2 separate regions of the Homo sapiens genome follow, and region 1 is linked to region 2. Evidence: chromatin contacts called from ENCODE Hi-C data. All regions are on one chromosome and are shown on one strand. The core of a region is the stretch at or near the end of the contact, and the rest is flanking DNA. Distances in the headings are between cores, read along the strand shown. Region 1 holds the start of SCN3B (sodium voltage-gated channel beta subunit 3). Region 2 has its middle 30 kb from the start of OR10G7.

The links. A loop is a pair of places that touch in the nucleus more often than their neighbours do. Pooled maps may share reads with other maps.
Region 1: a pooled map shows a loop between it and region 2 (4-fold over the local background). The contact joins the promoter of SCN3B here to the enhancer-like site in region 2. A Hi-C loop is called at or near these places in 2 of 168 maps with a recorded cell type or tissue (IMR-90 and K562), 2 of 37 single-sample maps with no recorded cell type and 12 of 50 pooled maps.

Annotation. Positions count from the first base shown.
Region 1 is chr11:123,653,299-123,656,731 of GRCh38, reverse strand. It overlaps SCN3B (sodium voltage-gated channel beta subunit 3), which reads left to right and starts at 2,108. Exons shown (of 7, transcript NM_001040151.2): 1 at 2,108-2,506; 2 at 2,906-2,985. The coding sequence starts at 2,931. LOC105369543 (a long non-coding RNA gene) reads right to left here and starts at 3,047. Exons shown (of 3, transcript XR_948124.4): 1 at 2,580-3,047. RefSeq lists silencers at 1,865-2,094, 2,655-2,724.
Region 2 is chr11:124,069,906-124,073,586 of GRCh38, reverse strand. No RefSeq gene overlaps it. Among named protein-coding and RNA genes, the nearest start is that of OR10G7, 30 kb to the right of the region's middle. Within about 2 kb of position 2,071, at least 3 of the 41 ENCODE cell types and tissues checked have a DNase peak (open chromatin) inside an H3K27ac peak, as active enhancers do.

The sequences.
Region 1 (3,433 bases), core at 859-3,358, 420 kb after region 2:
AACAAGGGTAAAGAAGAGAGATATATTGGGTGATTGAATCTGAATTCAATAAAAGTATTAACACAGTGTGATAACTGGTTGAAACTAATAAATTTTAACAGCAATAAGTGCAAAGTTTCATAATAAAATTTCCAAAATTGCCTGTACAAGACACAATGACTCTGCAACAAGTCAAGTGAAGAATACTCAGGGATTTTAATTGAACATAAGCTGATTATGACTAAGATGTGGCTGTAAATGTATTTAACTAGTTATATCCTTCAAAGCAAATGTAGCCATAATTCCACTGGATTTATGCTGGTCAGACCACACAGGGACCATCAGTTCCTGTTCTGGACGTCACTTGGAGAATCATGCTGAGAAACTGAAAGTCCTTCTGAAAAAGCAGCCAGGGTGGTACAGGATTGGAAACTACTAGAAAATACATTGGAAGAAACTAAGGAAGAGTAGCCACAAACAAAAATGTCTTAGGGCGGATGTGAGGAAGCATAGCTCTTTTAAAGAGAAAACAGCATTAGGGCCACTTAATGGAGTTTGGAGGGGGAGGAGGAGTGTACGGAATTCAACTGAACATAAAGAACTTCCTTAAGCATCAGAAGAGGTGAACTTGTGATGTAGAAAGTTCTCATCACTAAAAAGATCAAGGCCAGGCGCGGTGGCTCATGCCTGTAATCCCAGCACTTTGGGAGGCCGAGGCGGGTGGATCTCCTGAGGTTGTGAGTTTGAGACCATCCTGACCAACATGGAGAAACCCCATCTCTACTAAAAATACAAAATTAGCCGGGTGTAGCAGCGTATGCCTGTAATCCCAGCTACTCAGGAGGCTGAGACAGGAGAATCACTTGAACCCGGGGGACGGAGGTTGCGGTGAGCCAAGATCGCGCCATTGCACTCCAGCCTGGGCAAGAAGAGCAAAACCCCGTCTCAATAAATAAATAAATAAATAAATAAATAAATAAATAAATAAAATCAAGTCCATTCGTCCGAAATGTTCTTGGGGGAAGTCACAAATTGGAAAAGCGGTTGAATTAGGTCAACTTTAACTTCCCATCCAAATTTAACACAGTATACATGCTTCAAGGCCTAGTCCTCCAAACAGCACAGAGTTTATGGCCTGGTGGCTCCCTGCCCAGGAAGATCCGACTGGGGACATTCTGTTACTCTGTGAGATGTCAGGAGGGAGCATTTCCTGCTTCTGGTCCACTCACCGTCAGCTGTTGCTCTGTTATTCCATTTTGGAATATCAGCGTTAAGCTTCCCCTTTTGGAAAGAGCAGAAGAGGAGAAAAAGGAAGCTGAAGAAGGGCTCTTGGATTACTCTTTTACTTCAGTTCCAGGCGTTCCTAATCTGTTATGTCAATTTGAGTTTATAGTTGAATGTAAAGTTTCAGGTTTCCCTTCCAGAGATGGGGCGGGGGCACTCAAACAGCTGCTAGGACTAGGGAGTGGCTAATAGTTGGAAGACGCCAAACACAATCTATCTGCTTTATTAAAAAGGAGTAATTAAAGGAAAAGGGAGAACTGCAAAGAACCTGGGGAAGGGAAGAGGAGTCCTCTTGGGCCCCCCTCCCCTTGCGCTGACATTTGGATCACCTCACTGAGTGATGAGGTGAAGACAGGAACAGGTGCGCCTCATCCCTACCCCATTTGCCCTAAACAGGGATTATCTTGCTGAGTTTGCTGTGTCCGGGGCCAATTAATCAAGGCTAGACAAAGGATAGACAGCGAGAACTGGAAGGCATGGGGTCTGGGAGGCGAAGCCAGGAACCGCGTACGGCGCGCCTTGCAGATGACATCATTGCCTGAAAGAGCTCTGGCCCTTCTCTTCCCGGAGCTACACCCGGCAAGTCCGTGCGGGAGCGGAGTGGGTTTGCCTGGAGGGCGTGAGCCGAGGGCGGCGGTGCGCCCGAGCTCGGGGGAGGTGCGGAGGCGCGAGAGGGAGACCTGGAGAGACCAGCGAGCGCGCGAGCAAAGATATCCCGGCTGGAAGTGTCTGCGCCGCTCCCGGCTCCGCCCCCGCTCGGCGCGGCGCTGGGCCTGGGAGGGGCACGCCCATCAGGGGGTGGGGAGTGTGCACTAGGGGGAGGGTCCGGGGCGGTGGTGGTGGCGGAGAGCCGCCTGCGCATGTCAGGGCTGACAGCACACACGGCCTGGGGGCCTAGAGAAGGGTTGCTGATCACCTGCCACCCAGGGTCGGGGCCCCGCACCATCCGGGGGCGAGCTCCCGGGAAGGGGCTCCGCCTCTACACCCACCCCCCAACCTCTGACATCGCCGGCCGAACGGGAGCTGCCGCTTCCTTCCCGGCCCCGCTGCACCTCCCCAGGGAGCCGAGGGCGGGCGTGGACGGGACCGACGTGGAACGCATTCTGTAGCCCAGACGGGCGGCCCCGGCGGCTTCGGGAGTGGGGTCACGCCCAGCTGGAGAAGCAGTTAGGGCGGACGAAGCAGGAGCCGCGGGGCTGGGAGGATTCCAGTCGGAACGCAACCGATCCTGGGGAGGCGAGAGGTGAATCAACCTGGACCCTTCCACAGCCTGGCTGCTAGGCCAGCAGTGCGACTCCCTTCCGAGCTGAGCTTACCCTGGGCGCAAACGAGCGAGGCAGGGGCGCGAGTGGAAGCTGGAGTTCCGGGGTGGGCGGGGAGGCGACTGTCCGTGGTGCTGAGCGCCGGCGAGAGCGGGCGCGGAGCGGCTGATCGGCTCCCTCGAACTGGGGAGGTCCAGTGGGGTCGCTTAGGGCCCAAAGCCCCCACCCGGCTCCAAAAGCTCCCAGGGCCTCCCCAGGCACCGGTGCTCGGCCCTTCCTTCGGTCAGAAAGTCGCCCCCTGGGGGCAGTTCGTCCCAAAGGGTTTCCTCGAAAGAATCTGAGAGGGCGCAGTCCTTGACCGAGGGAATCTCTCTGTGTAGCCTTGGAAGCCGCCAGCCCCAGAAGATGCCTGCCTTCAATAGATTGTTTCCCCTGGCTTCTCTCGTGCTTATCTACTGGGGTAAGTACCAGCACCTCGCCATGCCGGATGCAGGTAACAGTAACAATGCTAACAATAATAACACATTGATGTCGTTGGTGACAGAAAAGAGCTCTGGCTGGCTTGCCTCTGTGCGTATCTGCCAGACATGGAGATGGCAGGGGTTCCATGAGAGCTGGGATTTTGAGATGGGAAAGGCGCCTCCCCACCGCCCTTCCCCGCTATTCTCCAACCTCCTTTGGTGGTTCTTCCGCCCTTCCTCCAGTTTCCTGATCATTCCAAAGTATTTTTTCCCTTTCCCTTTGCTGAAAGGAAATGCAGTCACGTTCACGAATAAAAACCTCCTGTGTGGTTACATTTTATTTCTCATCAAGGAGTCTATACTCCTGGAAAGCTTACTGGGTCTTCAAATTCGTTTCTGTATATTAAAAAAAAAAAAAAACCATAAAAGCTGGATGCATGAATTTTG
Region 2 (3,681 bases), core at 822-3,321:
TCTTTTTCTTTGGAGATGGAGACTCACTCTGTCACCAGGCTGGAGTCCAGTGGTGCGATCTCGGCTCACTGCAACCTCTGGTTCCCGGTTCAAGCTCCCGGTTCTCCTGTTCAGTCTCCTGAGTAGCTGCGGCTAGTGTTCTAATCTTTGCAAAGGTAGTTCCAAGAAGAGGAAAATAGTTCTGTCTAAAAGAATTCTTTGGAGTATTTATAGTTTCAGAAAAATAGAAATTTATGTGTAAAAACTGAAACTAAGGTAACATATTATTAACTAAAACAACCAGATAGCAAAACATATTTTAGAGATGAAGCATTACATTTTAGAGGACGTAGAACAATTTTTCCAATCAAGGTGAGTGTCCTAAAAGTTTGCATTATTAAGGAAAGTTCAAGGGGACGATTTTATAAAAATTATAAAGAAAAGAAGTGCAACACCGTACATTTTCTCAAGGCCCATAGTTTTGTGAATGTTTTCCTACATCATTTTATCAAAAAGGTTCTGACAATTCCAAATGCTATTTACTGCTATGGTGTTACGGGAAGGGGAAATCTTTTCTCTTTCATTTTTCTGAGATTCCTAATTGGTAGCAATTGTTAATAAAAAAGGCAAAAAATCTTAAGACTAAGATCTGGAGATAAGCAAGTTTTCACAGAAAGAAACTTAAAACTTTGAAAATAGTGAAAAGCGCAGGAGGAATTTTAACAAATGCAAAATGAGGAATATAATAGGATGTTTTTACTTGCAACCAGGAATTAAAATGGAGGAGAAAGTAAGTTGTTTCTTACCTCTATCAGTTTCAAGTTTACTTAGCGTTTTTGATTTGGAGAAGAAAGGAAAAGATATACGTCAGAGATCTTTTAGGTAAAGCAAAATGAAACAAAAATATGTATGAGTTATGGGAAAATAGAAGAAAGAAAAAGGAGGCCGCAAGCAGTGGCTCACGCCTGTAATCCCAGCATTTTGGGAGGCCGAGGCGGGCAGATCATGAGGTCAGGAGATCAAGATCAGCCTGGCCAACACGGTGAAACCCTGTCCCTAGTAAAAATACAAAAAAATTTAGCCAAGCGTGGTGGCGCACGCCTGTGATCCTAGCTACTCGGGAGGCTGAGGTAGGAGAATTGCTTGAACCTGGGAGGTGGAGGTTGTAGTTAACAGAGATCGTTCCACTGCACTCTAGCCTGGGTGACAAGAGAGAGACTCCGTCTCAAAATAAATAAATAAATAAATAAATAAATAAATAAATAAATAAATAAAACAAGAAAGAAAGAAAAAGGAAAAGATGTGGAAAAGGTAGAAATAAGTCAGTGTATTCCTGCGGGACTACATAAGACAAAAGGACAAGCACTTCTCTCTTTCCTTCTCCATCACAAACAAACCTTTCCGTCAGATTTAGTGTAAGTTTTATCAAACTGTATGTCACAGAATAGTCAGAATATCCTGTAGCTGGGAAATTCCTTTTATTCTGTTTTCTTTTGTTGAAAGCAAAACTCGTATCACGTTATTAATGCACAATTTCCTGGGTTAAAATTAACTTTGGGGACTCCCTGCCAAAGGAATTCAAGCCCCGCTCTATGGAAGGAAAAAAAAAGAAGTCAAATTCCCTTCTCTGCTAGCTCAGAAGAGGAATGATGAAGGTACGTGCTGAAGCCGATCTGTCGGCCACGTGCTTTTAGCACCAAGTGGTTCTTGTGCAGTCTGTAAACACAGGCAGGGTCCTGTGACCTTTGCCAGCTGTATTTCCATCAAGACTTTCTCCATTCTTACCTGAAACACCTTGTGAACCCAATGGCTGTTTACACACAAAGAGTCGTGGGTCTACTGACACCAATTGGTAAAAATGGTAGCAATTGACTGGTTATTTAACTGGCTCTCTAGAAAGACTATAGCACATGGTGGTGCCATCAGAAATCATAAGCATCACAGACCTCTCTAACACAGTTCTAATAATAATTTCAACCATTCTTTATCCTATTGATTCAGCTCCAGGGTCTTTATTGCAAGCTACTTGTTAGTGAAGAGGAATCTGGTTGTCGGTGCCCCAATAGTGCCATCTGCCGGCCGATGTTAGGTATTTCACCTTAATTCGGAGTCCTGTTTCAAGAGCGGGATTTCAAAATCAAGAGTACTACTGGAAATGGAAATATCATTGCCCTACCAAAATCAGAAATTAGAAGACCTCTAGACACTTTTTTTCCCCAAAGTCATGAACATCTTCCTGTAAATGAAAATTCCTGTAATGGTACACAATTTGTAGATGTGAAAGAATCCTCTAAAATGATCTAGTTCAACCTCTTCATTTTACAAATATTAGAACTAAAGCCATAGAGACAAAATAATTTATTCAGGACCACACAGGCTATTATTAGTGGAACCACTGTTAGAACCCCGGTATTTTGCTGATTCACACATAAGTGCTTTTTAACATGCTATAAGCAGGAAAGATATTTATAGTCTTTCCCACTTCCTCATCTGAGGCCACTATGAAAGAACACTACTATTACTATTACTTTCCTACGCCTCCACCATGAGAACAGTCACACACACACACGCACACACACACACACACACACTCTCATAGTCACAAAAGGATATTCTACTTATAATCAGAAATCCTCTTGAAACAAGAATTAACATTCAAAATGTGAAAACCTACAAAAATAAAATTATTAAAAATAATTACAGCCTTTTTTTAAACTTTATTCTGACAAGAGCATTCTAAAACCTTCAGCAAATAGATATGTCAGCAAGTAAACAGTTTTAAAAATGGAACTAGGCCAGGTGTGGTGGCTCACACCTGTGATCCAAGCACGTTGGGAGGCCAAGGCAGGAGGATCACTCAAGCCCAGGAGTTTGAGACCAGCCTGGGCAACATGGTAAAACCTTGTCTCTACAGAAAATATAAAACTTAGCTGGGCATGGTGTCACATGCCTGTAGTTTCAGCTACTTGAAGGCTGAGGTGAGAGGATCGATTGAGCCCAGAAGGTTGAGGCTGCAGTGAACTAGGATTGTATCTCTGCATTCTAGCCCGAGAGACAGAGCAAGAACCTCAAAAAAGTAACTAAACTTTATTTTTGTATAATTAAACAAATTTGGTTAGGGCTCCATTTTATTCCATAACATGAAGTAGGGTGTGTGAATATGATAGCTGTGACACAAACTATGCTGGCGGTGTAAGATTTCTGCTCTACGGAAGGTAGCTAAATAGACATGAGGGACCAAGCAGAGTGGGTTCTCCACTGGGAGAAAATGTGAACTGGCTAACATGTAATGACCTTTTCACTATAATTTCATAATTCAATTTTTCTGCACAGTACTGATATGGGAGGGGGCAAGGAAGGGCTGGGAGGAGAACGGCGGGTCCCTGGGGAGGGCTCCACCCCTGGACCTGTGCCCATGGAACTAGGGGAGAACAGGCACTCCTGCTTTCAGGTCCAAATGTTGCATTTCCCAAGACCACCCTGGCCCACCATGTCCCCATCCTGTGCCTATAAAAACCCTGAGACCCTAGTGCGCACGGACACAGCAGCTGGACATCGTGAGAAACACATCAGCAGGAGAACACAGAAGCGGCTAGACATCAAGAGGAACACTTCGGTTGAAGAGCACACCGAACGGCACCAGCAGACGCCGGCAGGCCATTGACCAGTGGAATGAAGCGGAGTTTAGCTGGAGCTGTCAGA